2 separate regions of the Homo sapiens genome follow, and region 2 is linked to region 1. Evidence: read pairs that join two places in POLR2A ChIA-PET (ENCODE). Cell type or tissue: PC-9. All regions are shown on one strand. Each heading gives the region's core, and the rest is flanking DNA. Links, peaks and the distances in the headings are about the cores only.

Region 1 (10,926 bases), core at 2,823-6,822:
CAACCGTAGCTCAGATCCCATGCCTCTACCCCAAGTGGTCTGTTGGATGCTGGACATTGGTCGAAGTTCTTAGGGGCTTTGATCTTAGGGGCCTTCCTTCCCTCAACCATGAAGCCACCCTAAAGGGGTGGTCTACTGTGTTATTCAAGGACCCGGTCTGAACAAGCTCACAACTTCCCCAAGGACAGGCCCATTGGCTCTGCCGGGGGAGTCCCTGAAGGGCTGCCACGGTACCCCAGTGAAGGGTAATTATTCCTCGGCTTTCACACCCATCGTTAACCATTTCCACAACCAAAAGAATTTTTATTAAATCTTTTTTGTCTTCCTTAAACAACTTCAGGCTCTTTTCAGGCAAAGTCATTGTCTAACTCATACTCACCCATCTCAGAGAGGCAATGATAATAAAGTTAAGGTTTGAGTGCTCTTTCTATCATGAGCCAAGTGTTTTTTTCTTTTTAATGTCTCAAGTGATTAAATCATTTCAACACTCCTAGAAGGTATTACTATCACCGTATTTTGTAGAGGAGAATACTGGTGACCAGGGAGGTTAAGCAGTTTGTCCAATTTATTGCAGACCAAGGAAAGGGAGGCCCAGAAAAGTTAGGGAAATTGTCCACTAACACTGTGAGTAAGTGGCAGGGCTGGTGTTTGAACCAGGCAGCCCGGCTCAATCCCACCCTCTGGGACACCACTCAATGGTATTGCCCTCTGAATAGTGGGACATTCTGCAAAGAACACTGGGTCACCTGGTTGTAACCTCAGATCTGCCACTGACTTTCTGGGGGAGCTTGGGAGAATCACCCAGCTCCTCTGGGCACTTGTCTGGGTGGCCTCTAGGGCTCCTTTCAGTTGGATGGTTCTAGAAAGTCTCCTTGTTATTTCCTCCTATCTCAACTTCTCACTCTTGACAGAGAACACTGGCGGCATGTGGAGTAAAAGAAGTACTTTCTTGGCATAAGAAAAACTTCAATGCCTAGTCCCTTTCAGGGAAGAGGTGGATGACTGGTTTGCAATGGGTGCCAGCTCTTGAAATACGCTTACTGTAGGTATGATTTCCCCTAATCAGCAGAGGTGCTGTTATTCCAGCAAGCGTCAGAATATGGGCTCATAAATATTATACTCTCTTGTGCTATTGTGGGCAATAGGGTACTTGACATCATCTAACAACACTTCAAAGTCAAGAGTCAATTGTTGCTGTTTTAGTGACTCTTCTTGGTGTCTGAATTAGCATCTGCTATGGTTTGAATGTAGCCCCCAGATTTCATGTGTTGGAAACTTAATCCCCAAATTCATATGTTGATGGTATTTAAAGGTGGCACCTTTGGGAGGTAAATAGGATTAGATAAGGTTGAGAGGGTGGGGCTCCCATGATGGGCCTGGTGGCTTTAAAAGAGGAGGAAGAGGGACCTGAGCTGGCACATTTGCTGATGCCCTCCACCATGTTATCACACAGCATGAAGGCCCTCACAAGATGCAGTCCCTCAACCTTGGACTTCCCAGCCTCCAGAACCATAAGAAATACATTTCTTTTCTTTATAAATTACCTGGTCTCAGGTATTCTGTTATAACAACAGAAAATGGACTAAGACAGCATCCTCCCTCCTAAGTCTTTGTGATGTATTTAAAATCTCCTTTAAGGGGCAATAAAACCAAGAGGGCTACAGAGCTTCAACCTGTGGCTTGTCAAATGCAGCCTGGTCACCAGAATGCCATGTGTCTGCAGTGTGGCGGGGGGACAGGCAGAGCTTTCCAGCCTCCAGCCTCTGTCTCAGGCTGGCTTGTGGCCCAAACAGGAAAGGGTGACAGCTTTGGTTGAAAACATTTTTTTTTTCCTGTAAATGATAAATACTTTATGGGAAGGTTAACATGCTAAGATAGTATTCATAAGTAGTTCCTTATGAATCCTTTAAGTATTCATAAGTAGTTCCTTATGAATCCTTTAAGTATTCATAAGTAGTATTCATCAGTAGTATTCATAAGATAGTATTCATAAGTAGTTCCTTATGAATCACACAATCCTTTATAACCGTTAAGAGTAAGTTTTCTTAGAGGGAGCATGAGAATTTCTCATTTTCTCATTTCTCTTCTGGCAAAAAGTGCCTTAAAAAGTTTCTATTCAACAACTTAACCCTCTTTTCCAACATGCTTTTTTTTTTTTTTTTGAGACGGAGTCTCACTCTGTTGCCCAGGTCTAGGCTGGAGTGCAGTGGTGCGATCTTGGCTCACTGCAAGCTCTGCCTCCCAGGTTCACACCATTCTCCTGCCTCAGCCTCCTGAGTAGCTGGGACTACAGGCGCCCATCACCATACCCAGCTACTTTTTTGTATTTTTAGTAGAGACGGGGTTTCACCGTGTTAGCCAGGATGGTCTTGATCTCCTGACCTCGTGATCTGCCCGCCTCAGCCTCCCAAAGTGCTGGGATTACAGGCTTGAGCCACCATGCCCGGCCTCTAACATGCTCTTTTGAACTCACTCCCATGGTGCTTTTTCTCTCAAGGACACCAGCAAACTTGATTCTTCTCAGGGACACCAGCGACATTCATTTTGTCAAACCAAACAATCCACTCTCCCTTCTTGTGTTACTTGACCTGTCAGCACCACTGACATGCTAGGCACCTGCACAGATTCCCACATGTAGTGGGTTGGGAACAATGAGCTTGGAGGGTTCATGGCTTTAGAGCAAGTGGAGGGAAGCCTGCCCTTTGCCTAGGGAAAGACATTACTTCCTCCCTGAAGGCTGCTTGCTATAAGCACAACCCTGAGACACAGCCCAGGCAAGATGCAGTCAGGACCATGCATTCTGGGCATAGCTGGCAAGAAAATGCAGTGACGTGGAGGGTCAGGTGGAAGGCCTCTTCCAAAAGTGTGTGTCCCAAAGGCAATCATTCTCAAATTCCTGAACCCTGGTTCTCCAGCATCAGTCAAGCTTAGTCTTACTATTAATTAATTATCAGCAAATATCCCCATGTTAACACACACCTAATAATGATTATAAGGATAACTCACATGTATTGAGCATGTACCATGCGGTAAGCCTGACTATGGCCTCATGTAATCTCCACAACCTCTCAGTAAGGAAAATATTGTTTGGCTCATATAGATTAGGTAATTCAACAGAGAATAGTAAGTAGTGGAACTGATATTCAAACCTACATATGCTTGGCTGGGCATGGTTGCTCATGCTTGTAATCCCAGAACTTTGGGATGCCAAGGTGGGAGGATCCCTTGACAATAGGAGTTCGCTATTAGCCTGGGCAACACAGTGAGACCCAGTCTCTACAAAAATAATTAAAAAATTAGACAGGTGTGATGGCACACACCCATAGTCTCAGCTACTCGGGAGGCTGTGGTGGATCACTTGAGCCCAGGAAGTTAAGGGGGCAGTGAGCAAGGACTGTACCACTGCATTGTAGCCTGGGTGACCCAGTGAGATCCTGTCTCTAAAAAAACACACAAACCGAACCAACACACACAGAAAACCTATGTTTGCTTGATTCCAAATCTGTCCTCTTTATGCCTCATCACCCTTCCTGATAGGATTAAATGTGCAGCATTGCATGACGTACACATATAAGAGAGTAAAGAAGGAAGGAAGAGGACCAAGAATCACGTTTTAAGAAATACTTGAAGAAGCCAAGTGGTGAATTTTTAAAAAGAGGGATGGTGAACAACAATGTATGAAAGCTCAGGCAGATGAGGTCTGAGGACAGAGCAGTGCTTGGCTGCTTGTGTAGAAAAAGGGCTTTGGGTGGGAGCATGCTTATCCTCTTCTCTCTGTTGGTCATGAATTACAGTTGGACTTTCAGGTTAGCTGACTGACAGCTTATACATTTTGTAAGATACAAGAACTCAAGACAATGTAAATCCAAGGGTGGAGTGGAGGTAAGGGCCGATGGAACAACTCACAGCACCAGCCAGCTGGAGATGGAGATATGAGAGGCAGCAGGCAGGATGACTGATGGTGGAGCCCATGGGCTTTGGTGTGAGACTTGGCTTCAAACACCTGGACATCATTTTCTAGCTCTTTTGAGAGTTAGGTCTTAGGAAAATCTTTTTATATCAGATTCTGAATTAATTGAATGTAATCAATAGCTATTTAGAAAGGAAGATGAAAAATATGCAGTCTTCATTGTGAAATAGATAAACCCCATGCTTAGGAAAAGCTTTTAATTTGAAATTTTACATAGAGTTTTTGTTTAGTGTTTTTTTTTTTTTTAAACTAGTAAATGGCACACATCATCATTTTCCTCAGCTGAGTAATATACGACCCTGGTGAATAGTAGAGAAGTAATTATTTCATTTACTTTATCTCTATCATTTTTTCCAAGGGAGAGTGGGTCTGTGAAATTTTCAGAAGCTCAATATGTCTGACTTGCAAATTAGCAGAGCTGAAAGGTGGAGAGGCTACCTTACTCTATCATCTTGGAGAGACACTTGATTGCAGAAGAAAATAAAGGCATTTAAACGGCACTTACAGAATGTTTTCTACCCTGGACTTTGTTTCCTCATTCATTCATCCCACAAATGTTTGTCAAACACTTCCTATGCCAACCATTGTTTTGAGGGTTTAATGAAAATTAAAGCTAGAAGAAAACACATGAGTCTTTTTTGTTGATCAAAACTATTCAATAGCTTTATTCTTCCATTCCATCAATATTATATTCATCTGATTACTCTTAAATTCCAATATTCCAATACACAAAGTCTCCTTTCTCTCCAGCCAACTGGTCAACTCTTTGCACCTAACTCACCACCCCATCTTGTTCGTGTTGTCATCATTCTGCCTGCCAGGAACGTTCACTCCTCTTCAGTGTATAATTTTTTTTTTCCCGTCAGATTCTAATTCAAGTCCCACTACTTTCATGAAGCCCTCCTCACCTGCTTTAGCCTGTGAGACTCCTGGAATCCTTCTAACAGCTCTCATCCCTGAATGCCCGGATGACCTTTTCTGATTATAAAAATATTGCAGGATGAGTAAGGAAAATTTGAAAGAGAAGGAAATATATCACCTCAATTCTTCTTTGCAGAGAACATTATACTTGGCATCTTGTGAATTTTTTATATGGACTTAAAAAAGCAGAACTGATGTAATAATGCATATAAAATTTTATATCTTATTTCTCCTGCTTAATGTTATATAATTACTATTTCTCCAAGTTATTAAAAACTTTCAGTTATTATTTGTAACATTTGCCTGATTTTCCACTTGAAATGTGTACCATAATTTACTCAATAATTCCTCTGTCATGAAAAATTTAGTTTGAGTTTAGTTTTTTCCTATCATAAATAACCCTGAGATAAACATAAGGCTTACTCCATATTATAAATTATTTACTTAATTAAAAATCTTAGAATTGGAATTACTATATCAAATGATGTAAACATGTTGATATATATTGCAACATTGTTGTACAAAAGGTTAATATTAATTTTCATTCTTGAGTAGACAGTTATTTCACCATATCCTCATTAGCACTAAGTATTCTTTAATAAAAACAAAACAAAAAACTTTGCTAACTTGTGTCACCTGTTTGTCATTTGGCACATGCAGCAATGATCTTCTTCCCGAAATACATTAGTCACCACACTCCCAAATCAGAGTCAGGTTATAATTTAGATTGTACTATTGATTTGAATACCCACTTAGACCTCTCGAACCTCCCACCTCACTTGTTGAAAAATTACTGTGCCCTCTGCAAAGTAAGCTGCGGTGACAATGAGGATTTCACAGCTCCTTCTCCTCTAGGATGGTCATCTTCTTTTGGGATGCAGCCTCAGGGGTCCCTGTGTTCCTTCTCCCTTTCTTCATACTGGCCCCTTCTTCGTTGGGCAACTTGTAATGTTCCGGGAGCTTTGGTGGCTTTAACCAACAGCTTCTTGCTGTTTCCTCAGTTGGCAGTGTGGAGTTATAGTTTTTTCCCCCAGCATTTGTCAGTGTTGAGCATATTTTTCTCATAACTGCTCCCCCCTTCTGCGATGTGAGATCCTATCAATATCGTTCTAATGGATCTGCCTTTCCTTCATTTCCTGTGTGGACTCTGCCCACGCCAACATGTGGGTTCTCCAGTTGTCTTCCTGGCCTCTCATTCTACAGTCTTCCTGGGCAACTCCACCTGCCTCCAAGGCAGACTTATCTCGGTGTAACAATGAGGATTTTAAAATTATATATTACATTACATAATTATTATATTGCATACTTTTATTACATATTTTTATTTAATTTATTCAGTTATTTAACTTATTTAATTTTATTACATAATTCATTACATAATGACTACGACAATTTTCAAAATTACATTAAATGTATCTTGGTGCAAAATCTGTAACTGAAATCTGCCCCCTGCTCCTGAGCTTCAGCCTAATATTCCAACACCTACTAAGTATTTCCATTTGGCTGTCTTCTAAGGTTGTAAGGAAAAGTTCTCTGGGAAGGAAATTGGAGGAAAGAGACTTTATTCCAGCAAACAGCTGACAAACGAGGGAGATGCAGCCTCCGGTGTAAACAAAGATGTGTTCCAGGGAACAAAGGGAGGGTTTGGTGTTTTCTTAAATTTTATTTTATTTTTATTTTTTATTTGAGGGATGGAGTCTTGCTGTCACCCAAGCTAGAGTGCAGTGGCACAATCTCATCTCACTACAACCTCCACCTCCTGGGTTGAAGTGATTCTCCTGCCTCAGCTTCCCAAGCAGCTGGGGCTAGGTTTTATAGCAAAAGTTTCTGCCCAATCAGGTTCAAGTATGCAAATGAAAACTTCAAACTGATTGGTCAACACAGCTGAACACTGATTGGTTGATACAGCTGAACCCTGATTGGTTGGTTCCGATGAGCTCTCCTTTGTTGGTTTAGGTGAACTCTAATTGATTGATTCAGGTAAGCTCTGATTGGTTTGTTCAAGTGAGCTCTGAAAGTTCCAAAGTTAAATAGAGGTGTGGGTTTTGGGGAACTGACGGTGCTTGTGTGACCTCCAGTCAACAAATGGCTACTTGGCTGTATTTAAAATTTGCGCCTGGTTAGCTGCTTGGGATCCATCTTGAAGGATTGGCTCTGTCAGGTTCACATTTGTGTAAACGACCTTCGAGCTCAGCATGTCCACAGTTACAGTGATTGTTCCTCTGGACCCACAACCCTTTCTCCTTCTCCTGTGTCCTCTAGACAGCCTGATAATACCATCTTCCCATTAGCTCTCTGATATGGTTTGGCTGTGTCCCCACCCAAATCTCATCTTGAATTCCCACGTCTTGTGGGAGGGACCTGGTGGGAGGTAATTGAATCATGGGGGTGGGTCTTTCCTGTGCTGTTCTCCTGATAGTGAATAAGTCTCATGAGATCTTATGGTATTATAAGCGGGAGTTTCCCTGCAGAAGCTCTTTCTCTTTGCCACCATCCACAGATGTGACTTGCTCGTCCTTGCCTTCAGCCATGATTGTGAGGCCTCCCCAGCCTGGTGAAACTGTAAGTCCAATTAAACCTCTTTCTTTTGTCAGTTGCCCAGTCTCTGGTATGTTTGTTTTATCAGCAGCGTGAAAACGGACTAATACACTCTGTGAACTAGAAGAGTAGAGGTCCTGCAGTCCTCATCGTCGGTACCCTGGACTACCAAAATAAAACTTTGCTGGTCTTCCTGTCTCCAGACCCGCCCTATACCCTTGAGCCGGAGTGACCTTCTTCAATTTGCTTAGAGGCCTTCTATAGCTGGTCATCGTCAGGATTAAGTTAGAAATCCTGAGTTCAGTACACAAAAGCGAGCAGCACCTGGTCTCTGCTACCTCTCCATCTTTTCTGGTATAATATGCAAATTGTTTCTCACAAGGACCCCGGCTGCATGAATTCCGGTTGCTTCTTAATTGAGCTGTCAGAATCCTTGTTTTCTGTAACAGATTCCTAGGGGCAGTGCCATGCTTTGCAGTTTGTGAATTTCAGAAAGCCTAACAGGTGAGGCACCACCCCTAGAGCCCTGTGGTCACACCTCACATGCCCTGTCTGGGGGAAGACAGCAATTCTGTGTTCTAACTCTCTCTGACGGTCATTCGCTGTGTGATCTTGGGAGAAAGACCTGAGTTTTTGGGCTTCAGTTTGCTCGTCTGTGGAATGAGCTAGTCAAAGGGAACTTGGAAATGGTTGCTAAAGTCTCCTTAGGTGACCTCATTTGTGTCTGTTTTTGGTTAAAACCCTGAGCTGATGTAATATCAGAGCCAGGCGTTAGACGGCAGCATTAACTAAAATTTGCTGGGAAGTCCACATATGCTGGACCTTATCTTGGAAGTTGGTTTTGCTTTGTTGCAGCAAATATTGATGATAAAATACAAAGTGAGCATACGGAGATATATACATTATGCGATCTTATGAGGATCAGGTTAAGCATTTGGTTCTTTTCCTAAAAGTAATGGGAATACTTCAGATTATGATGAAGATTCACAAAATAAGAGATACTGAAGATTCACATGAAGGTTCACAAAATAAGAGACACTCTAAGACAAATCTAATCACTTCTGTTAACTTTTCCAATTATTATAGGAGAATTTTTTTTAAATACTGAGGCAGAATATTAATAGAATCAGTCAGTGACTCTATATTTGAAAATAACAGAAACTGATGAGTCTTAGGCAATTTGCATGAACATAGTGCAAAAATAGAATAGTTTCTCCTGAAATTGATCAAATAATTGCGAGTCTTTGAAAAATTAGTGAGTTAATATTAATCTTCATAAATTGGTATATTTTTGCAATCTGAATATTTCTGTTCATGCGAGTGTGAGATGCTAATATTTAATGCTGCACAGTTCTCTTCTACAATATGCCAGGTTATATAGTTTAAATGTTTGAGTTGAAAAAAGACATTAATAACCAGTGGGGCCCTTTGTGGCCATCACTGAAGTGGGAGTGGCCAAAATGAAGTTCAATCCCTTTGTGACTTCTGACCGAAGTAGTAACTGCAAAAGGCATTTCAATGCGCCTTCCCACATTCACAGGACAGTTATGTCTTCCCCTCTTTCCAAAGAGCTGAGACAGAAGTACAACGTTTGATCCATGCCCGTCTGAAAGGATGATGATATTCAGGTTGTGTGAGGGCACCATAAAGGTCAGCAAATTGGCAAAGTAGTCCAGATTTACAGAGAGAAATATGTCATCTACATTGAATGGGTGCAGCGGGAAAAGGCTGATGACACAACTGTCCGTGTAGACTTTCGCCCCAGCAAGGGGATTATCAGTAGACTAAAACTGGGCAAAGAGCACAAAAAGATCCTTGCATGGAAAGCCAAATCTCACCAAGTAGGAAAGGAAAAGGGCAAATACAAGGAGGAAACAATTGAGAACATGCAGGAATAAAGTAATCTTGTATACAAGCTTTCATTAAAACTTGAAAAAAAAAAACTGGTGGGGATAATGTAACACAGATATAGTACAGGGAGAGGTTAAAAGTGTCTGTATGCCTATGTGTGTGTGCCTGTACGTGTTCATGTGTGTATGCATGGGTGCATAAGTGTGTTTTTGTGGTATGTGTGCTCGCCTGTGTGTGCATGTATGTGGGCTTGTACTGGTTCTCCTTTACTTTTTTGTTTTAATCAGAGGAAAGTGAATAATAGGTGAAAAGAGAGAGGGTCTATTTTGATCTAAAAGTAGTGTGGTGGGGGGGTTAGAATTGCCCCTGGGGAAGGTAATGTTCTTGATTGCAAATCCTACGGCAGGTAAATAAGCCCTTCCATAATCAGAAAAAGCAGCTCGCTGTTCTCTAAGGAAGGGAAGGGTCTCCCAGTCAGCACGTGCTCTTGAATTGTGCAAATGTGAAGGAAAAGATTTAAAAAAAAATTACAGTGATCGTGGCTGTCTTAGTCTGTTTAGGCTTCTGTAACAAAAATGCCATGCAGAGGGTGACTTATAAACAGCAGAAATTTATTTCTCAACATTCTGGAGGCTGGGAAGTCCAAGATCAAGGCTCAGGCAGGTTTGGTGTCAGGTGAGGGTCTGTTTCCTGGTTCTCGCTGTGTTGTCACATGGCAGAAGGGGCAAACAAGCTCCCGCAGGCCTCTTTTCTAAGGGCACTAATCCCATTCATGAGGGCCCCATCCTCATGACCTCATCAACTCCAAAACTCCACTTCTTAGTACTATCACCTTGAGGGTAGGATTCAACATATGAATTTTGGAGGGATACAGACATTCAAGACATAGCAATGGCCAAATGCACATTGCTAGGGAAGCTAAATGAGCTCATGCTTTCATACTTGAAGACAAAAATGGCTTTAACATATTTCATAAAAACCAGTGCAGTTGAGAGAAAATGGAGATTTAAAATTTCATGTAAAGTAAATGGTGATAAATAAAAGTCGAATCTCCCATCTGTTTTCCTTTCATCTTCTCCATCAAAGATAATACTTTGGTTTTAAAAAGGGCAGGGGAAATGAAATTGGAAGATAAACTAGATAACATGATTTTAAAGCAGACTTCAAGTTCAAAAAAGGTACTTATCCTTTGGTTCAGTTTAGAAATCCACTCAATGTTGACTGAAATGAATAGAAGTTGTTGCAGGTCCTAAGCTGGGGAGAAGTTGCTGAACCACAGTCAATGATCCTTAAAGAATCATGAATAGAATAAGACTGGTGGACAAATGTACATTCATTGTTTGTTGAAATATCAATTTAATAAAGTGAATTCTGCACACTACAGTTCTAGAAAATTAACATCAACATTGGACAATACTTTTAATTTTTGTGTGTGTGCACATGTGTGTGTGTGAGACAGAGTCTTGCTCTGTTTCCCAGGCTAGAGTGCAGTAGCATGATCTCAGCTCACTGCAGCCTTGACCTCAAGGGCTCAGGGCTCCCAGCTACTCAGAAGGCTGAGGCAGGAGAATCGCTTGAACCCGGGAGGCAGAGGTTTCAGTGAGCCGAGATTGCACCACTGCATTCCAGCCTAGGCAACAGAACAA
Region 2 (10,926 bases), core at 4,337-8,336, 290 kb before region 1:
GTGGCCCCAGAAGCCAATGGAAGAGGCGTGACTTCTCAGGGCCCCCAGCACTCTGTCACATTCACACACGCTTTCCTGGTGCTAGGAACTGAGTGTTTGTGTCTCCCCCAGATTCCCACGTTGAAATCCTCACCCGCGTGAAGATGGTGTTAGGAGGTCAGACCTTTGGAAGGTGATGAGGTCATGAGGGTGGAGCCCCAACGAATGGGATTAGTGCCCTCATGAAAGAGACACAAGAGAGATGATCTCTTTCCTCCGATTGAGGACACAGCAGGAAGCCTGCCCGTCTGCAACCAAGAAGCCAGCCTGCAGCAGAATCTGACGGTGCAGGCGCCCGGATCTCAGAACTGCCAGCCTGCAGAACTCAGAGGAGAGACATGTCTGTTGTTTGTAGGTCACCCAGTCAGCGGTTCTTTTTATAGCAGCCTGAACTGACTAAGACACTTGGGAAGGCTTGTTCCTTTTTGGTTTTGGTTCTTGTTTTGTTTTAACCTAACCAAATTCTTGACCCAGTTATTTAGAAAAGAGAAGCCATGTCTTCTGAGGCGCCAGTCTTCAACAGGGAAGGCCTCCAGTGGTCTCGGAGTCTGCTGTTTGCTAGGTTGGGAGAAGCTCCTGCACTTCTTAAAACCCTTCTAAGGCAACTTATAGATCATGAAAGCCATGAAATCATTGTTTTTTAATTGTTTCTCACACTATTAATTCAGGAGGGAGATCTTTACCTTTCATCCTATTTTGTGCACGAGGAAAAAAGTAGGAATTGAGGTCAAGTTAGGCAGGGACCTCGGAGTCCTTTTGGGAGTGTAAGGGCTGGCCATGCCAACAGATAAGATGGAGCTTTTTACAAAAATATTTATTTATTTTAAAATAGAGATGAGGACTCACTAAGTTGCCTAGGCTGGTCACGAACTCCTGGCCTCAAGCAGTCCTCCTGCCGTGGCCTCCCAAAGTGCTGGGATTACAGGCGTGAGATGGATCTTGTTGTGACACTGTCGGCATGAGTGTGCGGTCGCCACACAGTCTTGGTGACTTAGCCTTTCATGTTAGCTGTGATTAGGGTTGTGTCGTTCATGAGAACAGCTCTGGAGAAAGGCCTTGGGTAAGGCATGAAATGGTTTTTCTCTTCCTTGAGCTTCATTTATTTTTCCCCCTCAGGATGCTTGCAGATGTTAGGACTACGCCCACATGCTAAGAGCACCTGGGAAGGTGATGGGATTCCTGTGGGCTCCTTATCAGGTGGACTCAGGAAGGTGGTGGACTTCCTGTGGGCCCCTCTTCAGATGTGCCTGGGAGGGTAATGGACTTCCTGTGGTCCCCTCATCAAGTGGGCCTGGGAGGGTGATGGACTTCCTGTGGTCCCCTCATCAAGTGGGCCTGGGAGGGTGATGGACTTCCTGTGGACCCCTCATCAGGTGGGCCTGGGAGGGTGACAGACTTCCTGTGGGCCCCTCGTCAGACGGGCCTGGGAGGGTGACGGACTTCCTGTGGGCCCCTCGTCAGACGGGCTACTTGCCCACCCCGTGTCTGCATTGAGGCTGCAGCAGGAATAGCACATTGGAGCTTAAAGCAGAGTGCTGATGTGTGCACCGCATTCTTCCAGGGCGGCTGTGGTGTTGAAAGCTCATTTGGCCAGGGTTGAATTAGCAGAGTGCATTGAGAAATGGAACTCAAGCCCAGTGTGATCTTCTGGGAAAAGCTGACACCAGGTAGGCCAAAAGCCAACATCAAATCCACACAGTGGCACCACCGACTGCAGTCGGGGAGAGAGCCACATGCTCCAAATTGGGTGAAGGTGGGGTCTGGAGAAGGCAGATTAGGAACAAATGAAGGGGGCTCAGGGGCTTCTGTGGCTGCTTTGAAGATTCCAGACCAGTGTTACGGGCAGGGGGTGCAAAGCCTGGCTGGTGTTAGGACTCCTGGGTCCCATCCTGGCAAGTGAGGGCCTGGTCAGGGGAATGCCAGCTGCAAGGGGCTCCCCTCTAGAGTCCCAGGGCAGAACTCTGCTTTGCTAGTCTTTCCCAAGCAGGAGGATGGCTTTGCCAGCCTCAGCGCATGCACCCAGTTCTGAGCGCTGTCTGGCATCTCAGCAACTACTCGCTAAACGTGCCGATTTGGTTGAGTCCTAATAGCCAAGGGAGGAAGTGGTCAGAGTGGGCCAGCCCTGAGTGCAGCTCACTGGTGGGGATTTATCGGGGCTGTCTATTGCTTGTTCTCCTCCATAGCAGCATGTGGGAAACAGAGGCATTTCCGGTGTCCAGGTGACCTTGTGAAAGGGTCTTTTTAGTATTTTTTAAGATAGGGTCCGCTCAGGCTGGAGTGCAGTGGTGTGATCATAGCTCACGGCAGCCTCCAATTTCTGGGCTCCAGTGATCCTCCCGCCTCAGCCTCCAGAGTAGCTGGGATGACAGGCTCACACCACCATGCCTGGCTAAGTTTTGTATTTTTTGTAGGGATGCAGCCTCGCTATGGTGCCCAGGCTGGTCTTGAAATCCTAGCCTCTAGTGACCTGCCTGCCTTGGCCTCCCAAAGCTCTGGGATTAAATGCGTGACTCACCATACCTGGCCCCAAAACGTCTTAATTCCAGACCCTCCTTGCTCACTGGAAACTCCTTTTCTGATGCCTTGGGTGAGCTGTGGTCTTCATCGTGGCCTCCCTTTATTTTTTTTTTTCCAGCTATCTACATTTTCACTTATTATCTGATTTTGAGGAGACTTGGAAATTTATAACATTTCTCTATGGCTCACCCACCATCTTGGGTCTCTAAAATTCACTTCCAGCAGGGCCAAGGAAATATTGAAGACTACACTGTTGTTTTTCCAAATGTTATCACAGGAGCAAGAGCTGAAGACCAGAATCTTCCTCCCGTCTTCCCTTCATGCTCATTCTCTCTCTCTCCCCCTCATTCTTCCCCAGTCTCTCTCCCACCCCTCTCTTCTCTCTTTCCCTGGGCTACACAATGATAACATACAAAATAGAAACAGAAAACTAAAATTAGATGTGTGTGACCAAGGATCCTGCTTTGAGCAAAGGAAAAATAAACCATACCCACATTTCTATTTTTCCCAGGACTTGAAGAACAACCTTGGCTATTTGGGCAGTTGGCTATTCCTGGGAACATTTCAGAAATAACTCATGTTTGTTTATTATTGAGTATTTATAACAGTTTCAGAGTAGGTTTCCAATAGCCCCACGGAGGACAGCGTGGGCTCCGGGAGGGATGGGCAGGAGGGCCTCTGGCCAGGAGGCGGGAAGGGCACCATCACTGCTGGGTCTCACACCCCCACCTGCTCCTTCAAATTTCTGCTTGCTGAGGCCACAACACAGGGGTGACTTCCCGAAACACAGGGCTCGGAGCTTTGTTTCTCTGTGAGTCTTCCCTGAAAGGACGTAAGAGCCTAAATTGGATTACTTCTTGCATTTGATGGAGTGTGGTGCACACACACACACACACACACACACACACACAGGCAAACACTCTGTGCTCAGGCATGGATTAGAGGTGACATTTCTGGAGGCATGAATGGATGGCGGATTCCTGAGCAATCACCCACAGACCTGTGCGCCCAGGAATGCCGCCGGCTGCAGGGCGCTGACATCACCCCTCTCCTCCGGGCCCTGGGAGAAGTGCTCGGACCCCAGGTCTCAGGGCGGTTATTTTTCGCCAGCAGACCGATGCTGTGGCATTCTCACGGTGTGCTCCAGGGAGCCAGGCTTTCGGGGAGGGCCCCTTTGGCCTTTTGAGCTCCCAGTCTCTGCCTCTGCTGTGAAAGAACCAAGAGTTACAGGTGGTTAAAGGTGGAGGGGACTTGGGACCCGTTTGCTCAGCATCTTCCACTGGTAGATGAGGCCAGAGGTCAAACAGCCTACTCAAGGTCAAACAGCCTGTTCAAGGTCAAACAGTCAGCGACAAAGCCACTGTCCCCTTCAGCTCGCCCCTGCACTGCTCTTTGTTTATTACAGTGATCCTCAAACAAGGTAGTCTCAGGACTCACTTTGTACTCTGAAAAACCACTGAGGCTCCCGAGGAGCTCTTGTTTATATGGCCGCATCTATCAATGTATGTTGCATTAACAATTACAGCTGAGAAACTTAAAAAATATGCATGTATTAATCTATCAGTCGATTAATAAACCTGTTGCACACCAACATCAAATATTCTTATAGGAAATAATTATATTTTTTCAAGACAAAAGAATTCAGTGAAAAGAAGGGCATTATTTTACATCTTGCAAGTCCTTTTAATGTATGGCTTAATAGAGGACGTTAAGGTTGTCATATCTCCTTCCGCATTCAATCGGAATTGAACCGCGTGTCATGTAGCTTCTGGAAACTTCACTGTGAGAGAATGAGAATGAAGAAGTCAATTAGTGTCTTAGGATTATTATGAAAGGATCTGGAACCCTTCAGCTGTTCCTCGGTGACACTTTGAGAACCACTGGCCAATCGTATGTTTCTGTTGCCTCTCCGGCAGCACTCTTTTTGACTCTGGCCCACGCAGTCGTTCGATAAACATGCATTGAGGAACTACCAGGTGTTAAGCTGGGAATTTAAAAACAAATGTCGCATATGTAAATGCTGGTCCAAAAACTCAGTTGCAGAAGAAATAGAGCACACTTTATTTTCCTGTAGTAACTTGACATCTGAGTGCAGGTCCGGGTGGCAGGGTCCTGGGAAATTCCAGTCAGTCCTTCCCCGGCTTTCTCCACCCAAAGACTGTGGGGTAACCTTGGGGGTCTCAGGGCCCTCATTTCCTTGTGGGGCCTTTATGCTCTGTGTGCACGGGGGCAGCTGAGACTCCGAGGCCTGGTCTCATGGCACTCTGGCTTCCCGGGCAGGAGGTGAAGGAGGTGGGGGGGTCCATCTGCCCTCTCCAGAGTTCAGCTCTGTCCCTCAGAGGAGCTGAGAACATGGGCACAGTTCCCCAGGGTGCATGTTCTCTCTCTCCCGTCTCATTCTCTCTCGTTCTCTCTTGTTCTCTTTCTCTCTCCTCTTGTTCTCTCTGTCTTGTTCTTTCTCTCCTGTCTCTCTCTTGTTCTCTCTCCTTCTTCTTTCTCTTGTTCTCTCTCTCCTCTCTCTTGTTCTCTCTCTCTCGTTCTTCTCTCTCCTCTCTCTTACATTCTCACTCTCTCATCTCACTCTCATTCTCTCCTCTCTCTTGTTCTCTCTCTCTCGTTCTTCTCTCTCTCTCCTCTCTCTCTTGCATTCTCACTCTCTCATCTCTATCTCATTCTCTCCTCTCGTTCTTTCTCTCTCTCTCATTCTCTCTCCTCTCTCTCGCTTTCTCTCTTGTTCTCTCTCATTCTGTCTCTCTCATTCTCTCGTTCTTCTCTCTCTCTCTGCTTCTCTCTCTTGTGTTCTTGCTCTCTCTTCTCACTCTTATTCTTGCTTTCCTCTCCCTCGTTCTCTCTCTTGTTCTCTTTCTCTCTGATTCTCTCCCTCGTTCTGTCTCTCTCGTTCTTCTCTCTCTCTCCTCTCTCGTTCTCCTTTTCTCTCATTTTCTCTCTCCTCTCTCTCTTGTTCTCTCGTTCTCTTTCTCTCATTCTTCTCTCTCTCTCCTTCTCTCTCTTTCCCTCTGTTGTTGTTTCTACCTCTCCCTTGGCTGCTTCCTATCAGGCCTGATTAATCTCTTGTTGGGGAGATCCTTCTCCCCTCAAGCTTCTTCAAGCCCTCTCTGCCCACTCCACCTTCCCCTTTCTCCCAGGGGCTTGGGGTTTTAGAACCAAAAGCTAGAAAAATGTGCAGGCTGTTTCTGCCCCGGCCTGCCTCACGCCTCCCTCAGGATTAAATGAGATAATAGTACATGTGCCTGGCTCACACAAGGACCCACTGAAGCCGCTGTTGGTGTCCTTGCGATTTGTACTCAGGGATATTGAGGCAGAAAGGTAAACAGGGAAGAGGAAAGGGGAAAATTCAGGGAGAGGAAACCTGAGGCATTCACATTTCAACACAGGCCATGACAGCGGCCCCTGGTCCCTGGTCTTCTGCAGCTGCTGGGGTCCCTCAGTACTAAAGGGAGGGGTGGGGAGCATCCCCCCATGAGGGGGGCATCCCCTGCTGCCCTCTCCTCAGCCACTCTCCTTTCTCAGGTCATGGCATGGATTTCATTTCCAGGAAATCCACTTCTAGCTCACTCGTCAGCAGGCCCAGTTGAAGGGACACAGCCTCATGGGGTCTCAGCAGGCCCCATTGGTGGAATGAAGCCTTGTGGGACCAGCACTCCCGGTTGGTGGGACGCAGGCCTGTGAGCTCAGCAGGCTCATTTGGTGGGACACAGCCTCATAGGGTCTCAGCATCAGCAGAGCTTTGGAGCCTCCAGTCCCCTCTGACACTGCCCTGCTGGGACTGCCCAGCCTCTGCTCAGACGCTTCCAGGGATGGGCCCTTCCTTTCCGGCTCCTGAGTCCTCCTCCTGGTGACTCGCCTGCTGCCCCAGGCGTTTTCAGGGGTGTCAGTCCCTATGTGTCCTCATCTGTCTAGGACCAGTGCCCCTGGGAGCACATGCCTGGCCGTCTGCTGGGAGCCGCTGGGCCAGCCCTGGGTAATTTCTGTGGGACATGCAGACCACGGCGGGCGCACCCTGTAGGTAGTCAGTAATGGCTCACGGATGACGGGTGTGAGCTGGAGCAGCAGTGGGCAGGGGCAGCTCACCTCTTTGCAGGAGGCGGGTGGGGCGGCCGCTCCGGGTGGCTGAAACCGATGGGGCAGGGCTGTCTTGACCACAGCTCGGGCCCAGGCTGCTCATCATCACTCCCTTTGCCCACCTGGATGGGGCTGCTCATGCATGGCCACTACGAACTGCACTCTGCATGTGTGTATGTGTGTGTATGTGTGTATGTGCATGTGTGTATGTGTGTATGTGCATGCGTGTGCGTGTATGTGTGTATGCGTGTGTGTGTGTGTGTGTGTGTGTGTGTGTGGTGGCCTGCGCTCTGTACACACAACCGCCCAGCAGAGAGAAAGAAGAGCACGGGATGGGAGAATCTCCTTTCTTTCCTCTGACGCTGTCAAGCCTTGTGGGTAAATCTGGAAGACGTGGTTGGTGGACAGTTAAGATTCCATTAAAAATGGGAAAGAGCCCCTGCATGTTGCCTTTAGGCCGTGATGCTCACAGCTGGATGAGTGTCTCGCCTGGCTGGTGCTTGCTTCCTTTGAACTCCTTTGCGAAGCAGGCTGGTGGTCTCCCGTGTGGGGATCAGACATGGCATTGGGTCCTGGCTGCACCCCACAGCTGGACCCCGAGCTCTTGTGAGTCTGGGCAGCGTCACCCTTCTGTTCTCCTGGAGTGGAAACGGGAGATGGGTGGATATGTTGCAGAAAAGCAGGATGACGGCAAGCCCCGAGGGCCCCAGCCTGGGTTTCCTGCACAGGCAAAGCTACTTGTGGGGGCTTGAGTGAAGAAGCCACAGTATATTACAACTCAGGAAAAAATCCACATTGTCTGTCCTGAGCAGCCTCATGGGAGGTGAATTAGAGGTGAGTCAGATGCCTTCGGGGGAGGAAATGACTTATCAGGCTGAACTTCCTTCAAAGTACGTCCATCCATCACTTGCAGAAAACAAAAGAGAGCAAGAGAGAAGACAGTGGGTGAAGTCCTGGTTCCAGACTCCCCTTTTTGCCGGGATATGATGGATCTGTCAGCTGGTGAGGCCCCTCTAAGAGGGGTGGTATCTTCGGGCCAGGTCAGGCCCATCTGGGAGGCTCAGGCATTTCCTGCAAGGGTGAAGGCCGCTCTCCATGCACTTTTAGGGTCCCCTGCTCCCACAGCGTAGCCACCCTGGCTCTTCTCCTGGTGAGAGTCTGCCTTGAGGGCTGAACGGTGCCACTGAGGAGCTGGAGAAGCTATAGCTTCCCATGGCAGCTTTTGTGGCCGGGAGTCCTGGTTCAGTCCTGTGCCTAGGGATTCTTGCTATTGCATGCATGCTTGTCTTAGACGGAAAGCTGGGGGAGGCACAGGACTTTCTGTCCGAAATGTTTTGTGCAGTGCTCAGCATGGTTCACCTCTCCTCACTGCCCCAGTATGATGATTTCTGCAAGAGTTTATCCTGATGATTCTATTTCCCCACTTTATAAAGGTGCCTAGAGTCCTAGAGAGCTAGAGATGGAGGGAAATTCAGATCATCTAAACCCTTCAGCCCTTCACTGGACAGAAGAGGAAACTGAGGCTCCATCTGCATGACGTTCCCAGAGTCACGGCACAAATTCATGGAAGAAGCAGCAGGAAACTCAGTTCTCCAGTCTGGGTCCAATGTGTGTTTTAGAAATATCTCCACAGGGTTAATGACTCAATTTTTCATGCATGATTGCTAGTAATGACAATCATGTTATGTTTGTTTCTGTAGCTTTGGAAATCACTCCTTCCACTTGAGTTTCAGGTCCCAACTGTCCACACCTGCAGGAGTGAGGTTTTGCTGAGACTGATAAGGCACTCACATTTTGTGGGAGTTGAATTGTCTCTGTAGCCTAGAATCTAGATTTTTTTCCCTCCTCTGCTCTCAGTGAACGGAGAATTCCATCTCGGTACAATCTGTGAACCATTCTGCAGTAAGATTGTCATCGTCTCATTCATACTACCTGGTCGGTAACACAAAGGGCTGTAATTGATGTGGTTCAGAGACTCACATCCAAGCAATAAAAATGAATCCCTTATGGTGGTCTGCAGCAACGCAAATGGATCCAGTGTCTGGCTTTAATGGGAGTGGGGAAATTGCTAACAGATGACGGTAACTTTCAGAGACAGACAGACACAGAGAGAGAGAGAGAGACTCTGGCCTTCCAGCTGAAACCACTTCTGATGGCAGCTCTTCCTCCCACATGTGCCTCACAGACGTCGAATATTTACGGGATGCCCTGAGCCCAGCCCTGCTCAGGGTTTAACAGCAGGGGCCATGTGTGTGTGACGGCTGAGGTCACGCAGTCGTTCATTTCAAGCTGTAGAGACATTTGGTTTTAAAAACCCCAGTGCCTCCACTGGGATTGGCTTTCGGAGAAGAAAAACAGCTCCTGAGTTCTTTTCCTGTCCAAGCCCGGGTGGGATCATGCTGCATTGCCAGCCTCCATTAACCCTTTGGGGCTGAGAAAGTTCTTAAACCTTGTGACTTTCTCCCGGTGATTTTTGCCTTTTTGAGGAAGCTGTGTGAGCTGCAGTGATTTCCTGTGAGCTCAATGAAAATGTGTCTGATGTGTATGCACCTGAGCTAGAAAGCCCAAAGACTGCTAAGAAGCCATGTGAGGGCTCAGAAACAAACATGTTGGGGCTTCGAAAGCCTGTTTTTGGAACCACTTTCCCTGTCTGCAAGGCAGAGGGAGGGAGGTACTCTGTTATTTCTAAGTCTCTCTTGAGCTCTTACACTGTGCAAGCCCATGAACGTATTTAATCGTGCATTAGACAATTGTTTTTAATCTATGCCCTGCCTCTCCCAAGATCAACCTTTCCCTGAGATCGGGGCCCCCTCTGGGTGCACAGGGATATTTTTATTTTTTGAGTTGGAGTTTTGCTCTTGTCACCCAGGCTGGAGTGCAATGGCATGATCTTGACTCACTGAAACCTCTTCCTCCCGGCTTCCAGTGATTCTTCTGCCTCAGCCTCCCAAGCAGCTGAGATTACAGGCATGCACCACCACACTCGGTTAATTTTTGTATTTTTAGGAGAGATGGAGATTCACCATGTTGGCCAGGCTGGTCTTGAACTCCTGACCTCAGGTGATCCTCCCGCCTTGGCCTCCCAAAATGCTGGCATTATAGGCGTGAGGCACCGTGCCCAGCCCATAGGGATATTTTTATATACTTTCCTGCCCCATGGGTCAACTGTTCTTGAACCAAAGAAACAAGAGGCGGGGAAGTTATAGGAAGCTTTTAAAATATGCTTCTGTGCAGCACTGCTCGCAGCGTGTCACAGATGTGCGGTATTGGAAGACGAAGGTGAAACTGCATGGAGATGATTGTGTGGGGGATGAGGAGGTGGTGGGTAGGGGACTTGGCTTTCTTCACACAAAGACATCCAGGCAAATGGTAAGTCCAAAAGCCGTGTGACAGATAATGGCCATTGTTCCTGCAGGGTGACTCTTTTCTTTTCTTTTTTTTCTTTTTGAGGCGGAGTCTCACTCTGTCATCTATGCTGGAGTGCAATGGTGCGATCTTGGCTCACTGCAACTTCCGCCTCCCAGGTTCAAAGTATTCTTTTGCCTCAGCCTCCTGAGTAGCTGGGATTACAGGTGCCCACCACCACGCCCAGATAATTTTTGTATTTTTTTTAGTAGAGACAGGGTTTCACCATGTTGGCCAGGCTGCTCTTGAACTCCTGACCTCGTGATCCGCCCGCCTCAGCCTCCCAAAGTGCTGGGATTACAGGCGTGAGCCACCATGCCCGGTGACTCTTTTCAGTCCAAAGAGTCATCATTGTCACTAGACCACCTTTGAACATGGACAGCAACAGCACTATCTAATATTAACTTTCCCTGAATCAATACCCTCGTTTGACAAATTATAATTTAACAAAAATATGTTTATGTGTAGAAAAAAGACTAGAAGGATGCAGTGTCTCCGTGGGTGAGAAAACACGTGATTTCTGTTTTATTCTCACTCACTTATATTTTCTAAATTTCCTACTGAAAATGTTAATGAATTATTTAGGTAATGAGAACACAATCTTAATCATGTTTAATTGGTTCATAAGGAACGACAGAGCTTGGCAGCTTCTTGCAGGGTGCTTTCTGCCATCCCCAGCTGAGACACCAGTGGGGCTCGGAAGCTGCCCTCCAATGACAGCTGGTGATGACGGGGACACGGCCAGCTCCCTTCTCCTCCCTCTCCGTTGTGATCCGGGCAATTCCATGTACTCCTTTTCCTAAATCAAGAACACTCTTGATTTCTGGCATTAATACCAGCTCCTGACATAGGACCATGTTGCTCCCTCCTTCAAATCTTTCA

Evidence for each region. ChIA-PET counts read pairs that join two places held together with the same protein. Peaks named below come from ENCODE experiments on the same cell type or tissue, not always from the same donor. Only the 100,000 strongest peaks of a DNase experiment are listed, where the experiment ranks them.
Region 2: POLR2A ChIA-PET joins it to region 1 with 5 read pairs; 2 of 35 experiments call an interaction of 5 or more read pairs at or near these places.

The regions. Positions count from the first base shown.
Region 1 is chr10:5,302,829-5,313,754 of GRCh38, reverse strand. It overlaps the pseudogene RPL26P28. Among named protein-coding and RNA genes, the nearest start is that of LINC02561, 37 kb to the right of the region's middle. In PC-9, for the core only: no CTCF peak of the experiment used is centred there; no DNase peak of the experiment used is centred there.
Region 2 is chr10:5,592,726-5,603,651 of GRCh38, reverse strand. It overlaps LASTR (lncRNA associated with SART3 regulation of splicing), which reads left to right and starts at 7,534. Exons shown (of 2, transcript NR_134491.1): 1 at 7,534-7,641; 2 at 8,073-8,668. RefSeq lists enhancers at 6,174-7,046, 7,332-7,626. In PC-9, for the core only: no CTCF peak of the experiment used is centred there; DNase peaks (open chromatin) are centred at 6,501 and 7,471; H3K4me3 peaks cover 2,274 bases; H3K27ac peaks cover 2,815 bases.